2 separate regions of the Homo sapiens genome follow, and region 1 is linked to region 2. Evidence: chromatin contacts called from ENCODE Hi-C data. All regions are on one chromosome and are shown on one strand. The core of a region is the stretch at or near the end of the contact, and the rest is flanking DNA. Distances in the headings are between cores, read along the strand shown. Region 1 holds the start of RFX7 (regulatory factor X7). Region 2 holds the start of COPS2 (COP9 signalosome subunit 2).

Region 1 (3,523 bases), core at 432-2,931, 7.1 Mb before region 2:
TCAATTAGGTCCACAAAAATACTGTCTTTACACACCCACATGAAGATATGTATGCAAAATGAATGTCGTAAACCACCTATAGTTTCCTAAAGTGGCTAAGCTAATAGAGACCTTAGAGTATGGAAAAGGGGGCTCATTTGTGTGATGCAACTCGTGCAATGGGTAGTTGGAGCACAGCGTAATCCAAGAGGCCCCGGGGGCGGGGGGGCGGCTTATTTTGCACACAGGTGTTCTTCCTCCCTGCACCCCCACCCTCAACCCTCACCACGTGCAAGCATTCAGTGTGAGTCTGGGCCTTAAGTCTGTGGGCCAGGAGAGAGGGCACAGTGGACAAAAGCAAGAGGGTTTCAGGCCAAGGCAGGGAACTGAGAACTCAAAGGCCAGGCAACCCAAGCCAATCAGATTCACCATCCACTAGGAGTCTAAAAGGTGGCAGAGCCCCACAGCCCAAAGTCCACACACAGCAGGAAAGTGGCCAGAGGATCTAACAGGTAGAAACCTGATAGACACTCTATCAGAAAAGTTAAAGCTGAAGGGCTCATAACACCCACGGGCCCAAAGAAAGGTCAGTGTGAGCTGAACAGCTGTTCCATTTGGTGCCAGAGGCCTTGGCTGTTGTATTCTACATCCACGCAGCCTCCCTGATCAGCCCCACCTAGAAAAGCCAATTCTTCTGCTCTTAAAGGAGACTGACTTATTTGTGGCAAAGCTATCATTTAGGTATGAATGGGAAGGGGGGGAATGGTGCGGAGTCTGCGGGGGGAGGGCGGGTGTTCAACGGGCTCCAAAGGAAGGAGCTCGTGGCTGACGCCTGAGCCTCCATGTTGTGAGTACTACATGCGTTTCTTTCAGAGGCAGGCAGTGGCCTTGGCTGCAGGGACCCTGACAAGCCGCGACTTGAGCTATGCTTTAGAGCCTGGGTGGAATTGGGAGCGGTATAAAGGAGGGAGGGCATTCCTGGAAAGGGGGTGGGGTGGGGTGGGGAGGTGGAGGGGAACAGCATGAGCAAAGGCACGAAGGAAGAATGAATCTGCTGCGCGTTGAGGATGGCATGGAGACTTCCCTGATTGGAGCCGGGAGTTCTTGCAGGGGGATGGAGGCCGCTATGATTGGATAGTTAAAGTGGGGCCAGATTTGGAGGGCTTTGAATGCCCGACCGAGGAGCACTCAACCCAGCTCCTGACTCGCGATTTCCGTTCAAGACCGAATTACCTAAAGGGTGGTTAATTCCAACGGGTGTTCTTCTTTGGGGGCTTCTGAAAAGTCAGTTTATCGTCTTACCTGCTTCAGTTCTCTTCATTTACTCAGGGAGGAAGTAATCCTCACATGCATGTGCAGGGGAAGGGGGATAATGTTGATTTCTCTTTACTTGCTTTGAAGATGCCTCCCCCGCCCAAATCCCATTTCCACGCCAAATATTATTAAATTTGGTTTCTCCTCCTCCTCCTCACGCAAGTTCTCTTTCTCTCGCCAGCACCTCCCCCACGTTTTCCTGCTCTCCACCAGCCGGGCCGGACTCCTCCCGGCCCCCAGCGGCGCGCTTCCCTGGCCCGCTGGCCCGCGCCGCCCTCCGCGCCGTGCGCCCCCATCCCGGCCCGTCGCGCCCGCGGCCCGCACACCCTGGTCCACGCCCCCCGGCGGAGCGGTAGGTGTTGTGCGGTCTGCGCCGGGCCGCAGTGCGGCTGCGCGCACTGGGCTGCCTCCGGGGCTGGCAGGGCAGCGGCGGCCGCGGCGGCGGCGGGGCCGGGAGCGAGCGGCGGCGGCGGCGGCGGCGTGGGGAGTGGCGTGGAGCGGTGCCTGGGGCTGCAGCAGCACGGGGACCCGGCAGTAGAAAGCCCCGGGGACAAGGAAGGAAGGCTTGGCCGCCAAATCCCTGAGCAACCGTTCTTCTTGGATTTTGGGGGGAGCCTGCCCCCCCCACTTCGTCTTCAAACGCCCCCATCTCACCCCCCCACAGCCCCGGCCGCTGACGGGAGGAGGCGGCGGCGCCAGCGGGGGGCTGAGGGGCGCCGCCATGCCTCTCCCGCGGTGAAGCGCCCCGGCCGTGAGGAGCCGCTGGTCTCCCCGGTGATGTTCCCCAGGCGGCAGGCGAAAGCGACTCACTCGAGCCCTGGGGTAAAGGCCTAGCTTATCCAGCTTCCTTCCTCCTCCTCCTCCTCTTCCCCTCCCCCTCCCCCTCCTCCTCTCCCCCCTTCGTCCTCCCCTCCCGGTCTCTTCCCTCACCCTTCCCCGCGCCCCCATCTTTCCCTCCCTCCCTCCCACCCCTCTGCAGCGATGGCAGAGGAACAACAACAGCCGCCACCACAGCAGCCTGATGCCCATCAGCAGCTTCCCCCCAGCGCCCCCAACTCGGGGGTGGCCCTGCCAGCCCTTGTGCCCGGGCTGCCAGGGACAGAGGCCAGCGCGCTGCAACACAAGATCAAGAACTCCATCTGGTAAGAGGATCCTCCATCGCTCGCGTGAAAAAGCCCAGGCACATTTCTGCTGCAAAGTGGGTGGGGGGCGGCGGGCGGGGGGAGCGGAGGAGGAGGCTGATGCATTCATTGAATGTGGCTTTCCCCAGTCGGGTGCACATTTGTAGGATCTCTGGAGGTGTGCGGACTTTGCATCAATCAGCCCCTGTCTTCTTAGCTAAAAAATGCTTTTACCCCTTCCTCAATTGTGAGTGCAGATAAACAAGTTTTTTGGTTTTATTTTTTCACTCATTGTAACAGAAATATGGGTCGAAATTAAGTCATATTGCATGATGGTGGCATGAATTTGGAACTGGAGAATGTGAAATGTGTTTACTCCTTTTTGCAGCCATAGAAGGAGGAAGAAGTGTATTGTGAATTTTCACCAAACAGATACTGTGCGTAAGAATATTAATATGCAGCACAAAACCTAATGTGTCTCTTCCTTTCAGTTGGGTTAGCTGCTATTTCTGAATGTTTTTGCCTCCCTTATCCTAATATTAAATTTCTTTTTCAGGGAGTTTATTCTTTGCATTGATTGTGAAGAAAGTGCTTTTTTAGTATAAAATATTTTAAGATGGTAGTTTACAACAAAGTGGTTTTTTTTTAAATTAAAATATAGGGAATCAAATGTCTTGCCATTTGTATGTCTTTTTAAAAGAAACCATTGATGGAATATCTTTCGCTATTTTACTTTCTTGTATGAAAATTTCCAATATTTCAGCATTAAACTCCTAAAGTCTAGTGGGAATCTTTTAATAATTAAATACACTAAGTCCATCCACTGTTAGAGCCATTGCAATATTCTTTGAACATGAACTTGCATTGTTTTGTAGGATGCTTCATTAACTGCCTTTTTTAAGTGTAGCAATATTTTTTAAATGGAAAGTAATATTTGGAATTTGGTCTAAGATTGCTTTTAATAGAAGTTTAAAAAGAATTTTATATGGTATTTTAAAAAGCCTTGATTTTGAAAATGGAAATGAAATCTTTGCAGGGCCATCATTGAATATGAGTACTAAAATATCAAAACTCATTTTCTCATTTTGAAAACATATCGTAAAGCAACT
Region 2 (3,838 bases), core at 1,207-3,706:
GAAACCTTAGGTCATATATTCTCCCCAGGCGTTTCTCCACTACAAAAAAAAAATTCATTATTCCCTTGGTCTTTTGTAGTCCTTTACTATTTCACTTATCTTCATGATAACCCTTAAATTTAAGTAAGGTAGCATTATGCTCATTTTATAGAAGAAATTCAATCTCAAAGAGGACATAGTCTCCCAAAGATCCCACAAGTAGTAATATATTAGGCAGAGCTAAACTCACACACTCTTACTCAAGATCCTAGTACTGGTACATGCCGTGCTAATAAGTTTGCTAAAATGGATAAAGCAGCAATTTCTCAGGTCCCTTCCAATGATCCTGTTCTCTGCTTCTACTTGCTATTTTTTCTCTCTTCTCTCAACTAGCATTAACATCCAAAACTATATATAATCACCAAATTTCATTTACCATGGTTTTTTAATTATTCTTTAAATTTTTCTAGTTCCATGTTAAATCCAGAGAAATGTTACTTTTTCGAAAGTTTCTACTACTGCCTCTCTCTCTGAAGGCCATGGGACTTAACTATTTGTCAAAGCAGAAATTCCCAACATTTCGTAAACACCACTAATTACTTTTTATAACTGTAAAGACAATTATTCCATACTTAAAACCAATTCAAAATAAAATAAATCCTCAATACTTCTTATTCCCTGGGGTAGTAATTTTAATTAGATTTTATTGATTCTTTATTTTCTCCTATGTGCCTTTATTTGGGAAATACTGTTAGTCTACCTTACTATCGAGTCTCTTTCCCTAGCAAGAAAATGTCAGTCTTAAGAGTCAGGAAAGCTTTTACTTTCACTATCACATATGAAGAATGAACTAAACACCTAAATTGGATAGGAAAACTTAAATGAGGGATTCAGGACACTTCCCAAGGGGTCATATGACCAATTTAAAAGTTGGTATGATGTGTCTAAAATAACAAATTAACTCTTTTACTTATAATAAAGGTACAGATGTGCTGATTAGTCATGCTAACATGTACATATGAAATATGCCTAAACCAAATTAAAAGAAAACAAAATACAGTCTATGGCAATCTTGAAAATTCAGGGAGCTCAATAAATATTAAGAGGATGCTCTCACAATGAGAGCATTAAACACTTGGTAATTAACATAATTTAATATGCAAAAATAAGAAAATATACAGGATGAGGGATGAGGAGTACACATAGGAAATTTTTGTGATTTTCTTCATTTTGATTGTATTGCTTTCTTGTCTTCAGGAGGGAAGATTTTGACTTCAAAAGTAACAAAATATTTAAGAAGGGAATTCACATCTTTCTGTTCTAAATGATATTCTTGCGCTATTTTCTCAGCAGTTCATGTTTCTGGATAAAGTTTATGATTATTGAAAAGTGTCAATGCTTCTACAGTGGAAATTTTGCCTTTGGGAATGCTCTTAATATTTATCATATCAAAGTGATGGCCTTTCGGCAATCTGAATTTCTTTGGCTCCTGACGTGTTTCAGCAGCTTTCAGCTGCACGGAAGACACAGGATCTTTGGAATCAACACACACATATTTTAGAAATGACAGCAGCTTGTCATCTTTACGAGCAATCTCTCCCTTAATTTCTGGATAGAGACTAATCTGCTCTGGCAGGAGGCTGCTGGTAGAGGGGTGCCTGGGAGCGAGAGAGGGCTTCATGTTGCGGATTTCCCTTTCCGCTCGGTTCTCTTGAAATTCCTGATCCCGCGAGTCACCGCAGCCCCCATCTCCTTACAACATGATGCCCTCAGGTTCACAGTAATGTATTTTTTAAAAACCAGTCGTTGTTACCTTAATTTGGTCCCAAGGGCTGTAAAGGTCAGTTTACAACTCGTTGAACAACTGAGTAAGATTTAAGGCAACTCAACTGATAGCTGCATACCTAATTTAGGATATCCATAGAATTGTTTTGTCAACTACAAATATAACAAGCATTAAGTGTAAACTGTGTTGCTGAAAAGTACTCCAAGTATCTTAGGAACACCCACCGCAATGTGTGGGCTAAATGCACACGTACAATGATAGCAGAAATAATACCTGTCATATAGGACGGGCATGTCAGCCTTTTCTCCGCGAAAGGCTTCTGGTCCTAAGCTGTCCCTTACTTTCACCGGAATGAGATGCGTCCAGAGTCCCAAGCAAGGGAGGAGACTGCTCCTTTACCCAGGAGGCTGGAAACTGCTCGATGCGAGCGCAGTTTCCGACGCCCTTCGGCTGAGACCTGCAGCACCGGACGATGTCCCAGTTGCCAGCTTTAGTTGCTAAGGCACCAACCACTTCGGAGGAAACGGGGGGTGGTGCAGTCTCTTTTGGAGTCGTAGCGAATCAGCTACAAGTCGAGATAATTAGTTCCGGCAGGAAACAGCTCCTCTAAGAGGGACTGGAAGGCGGAAAGAAGCTGAGAGTGACGCCTCTGAGCCGCGGAGGATTGTGGGAGGAGGTTGTCTCCAATTTCTCCTCCCCCTCCCGGCCAAGATGTCTGACATGGAGGATGATTTCATGTGCGATGATGAGGAGGACTACGACCTGGTGAGGCGCAGGGAATGGAACTCTGAGGGTGGTGATGTGTCTTGTTTTCGGGGTCCGGGCCGGGGCGCCCGCGGCCTCTCCCCGTAGAGCATGTGCCGTTTACAGCCTCTCTCAGTGCGGTGACAGGACTGGTTTACCTCCTCCCCGTTCCCGCACCGGGCCCGGGCCCTGCTTCTCCAGCATGGGGGAAGGGAGGGCAAAGGAGGCAGCGAAGGGGGCCCCGGGCCTTGCCCTCCGAGTCTGAGCGCCTCTTCGGTTTACACGGATGCCCCTGGTCCCAGGCGTTCGGTTCTCTGTCTTCTGCCTCCCCACCGCGCTAGCCGCCTCGGTGACCATGCTGCGGTGTAGGCCCTGGCTTTGCCCTTTCGGGCCCAGCGTTCCGGGCCCCCACTTCTTCACACTGGAACTGAGCGGGTGCGAAATGCTAGGAGAAGTCAGAAAACGGGGGTGTCCTTACTGCTCCCAGGCCTGACTGCGAAACGCAACTTGTGAGTCTCCTGGAGACATAGCTTAAATAGTCTTGCCAGGGCCAGTTTTGGTCCGAGGTAAGTGTGTAGGGGAGAGTTCAGAGCAAAGATAACTGAAAAAAAGGTAGTCGAACCACTTTTTCAGTTCTTTATAAAGAAAAGCTGGGGAGGAGGTTTTGCTTGTGGTGTTTTTGGAGGACGGGTGAAAGATAATTGAACCCATGGCTTTTCCCTTAGAAATTTCCCAGTATACAAAGTTTAAAACAGCAACAGCATAGAAATAAACGAATTTTTCTGACCGAATGGAGATTTTTAAAGATTCAAAGCTTCATTTATTAATGGATTTGCAAGTTTGAATAACGTTTGCTATTCAAAAACATCGTGTGGAAACTCAGAAAATTATCTTGATCCAGAATTAACGTCAATTTTGCTGTGTTTCTTTATTTTGGGGGTGTTTCATATGGTTCTTTTATGGTGATGCTGCATTATCATAAAGTTACGAAATAGATGTTTTGGGACGTCTGACTCATTTTAAGTGCCAGAGATTGTCAAAATATTAATACATTGTTTTGAATTAGTCTATAACTTTTTCGTATATATTTTCAGTTTTTTGCATTTTAAAATAAGGCACACTTTGCAAAAGGGAGAAAGGAAATTCTCGCTATTATTTGAAAGTCATAGTAGAGATTTTTATAATTTTTAAAGTTAAATGTAGTTTCGCTAATAGTTATGGTTTCTACCTTACATTTTAGTTTGTGCAAGCCAGTTGTAGGCAGTGACTTCAGTTCATTAAGAATATGTATCTGTCCATTTTTACTTATTACCTGTTTATTTATATTAC

What was found. Hi-C counts contacts between places; a loop is a spot of excess contacts on that map. Pooled maps may share reads with other maps.
Region 1: a loop to region 2 is called in a map of CD8-positive, alpha-beta T cell, with 7 times the contacts of the local background. The contact joins the promoter of RFX7 here to the promoter of COPS2 in region 2. A Hi-C loop is called at or near these places in 2 of 168 maps with a recorded cell type or tissue (CD4-positive, alpha-beta memory T cell and CD8-positive, alpha-beta T cell) and 5 of 50 pooled maps.

Annotation. Positions count from the first base shown.
Region 1 is chr15:56,242,037-56,245,559 of GRCh38, reverse strand. RFX7 (regulatory factor X7) reads left to right here and starts at 1,681. Exons shown (of 10, transcript NM_022841.7): 1 at 1,681-2,115; 2 at 2,273-2,435. The coding sequence starts at 2,275. LOC124903569 (laforin-like) reads left to right here and starts at 742. Exons shown (of 3, transcript XM_047433428.1): 1 at 742-826; 2 at 1,381-1,577; 3 at 1,678-2,209. The coding sequence starts at 742. The coding sequence ends at 2,127. It also overlaps a transcript of TEX9 not described here. RefSeq lists enhancers at 1-417, 656-705, 418-1,063, 1,064-1,709 and silencers at 956-1,005, 1,496-1,785, 1,936-1,995, 2,086-2,155.
Region 2 is chr15:49,154,217-49,158,054 of GRCh38, reverse strand. COPS2 (COP9 signalosome subunit 2) reads left to right here and starts at 2,456. Exons shown (of 13, transcript NM_004236.4): 1 at 2,456-2,530. The coding sequence starts at 2,477. It also overlaps a transcript of GALK2 not described here and the pseudogene NDUFAF4P1. RefSeq lists enhancers at 1,504-2,422, 2,181-2,710.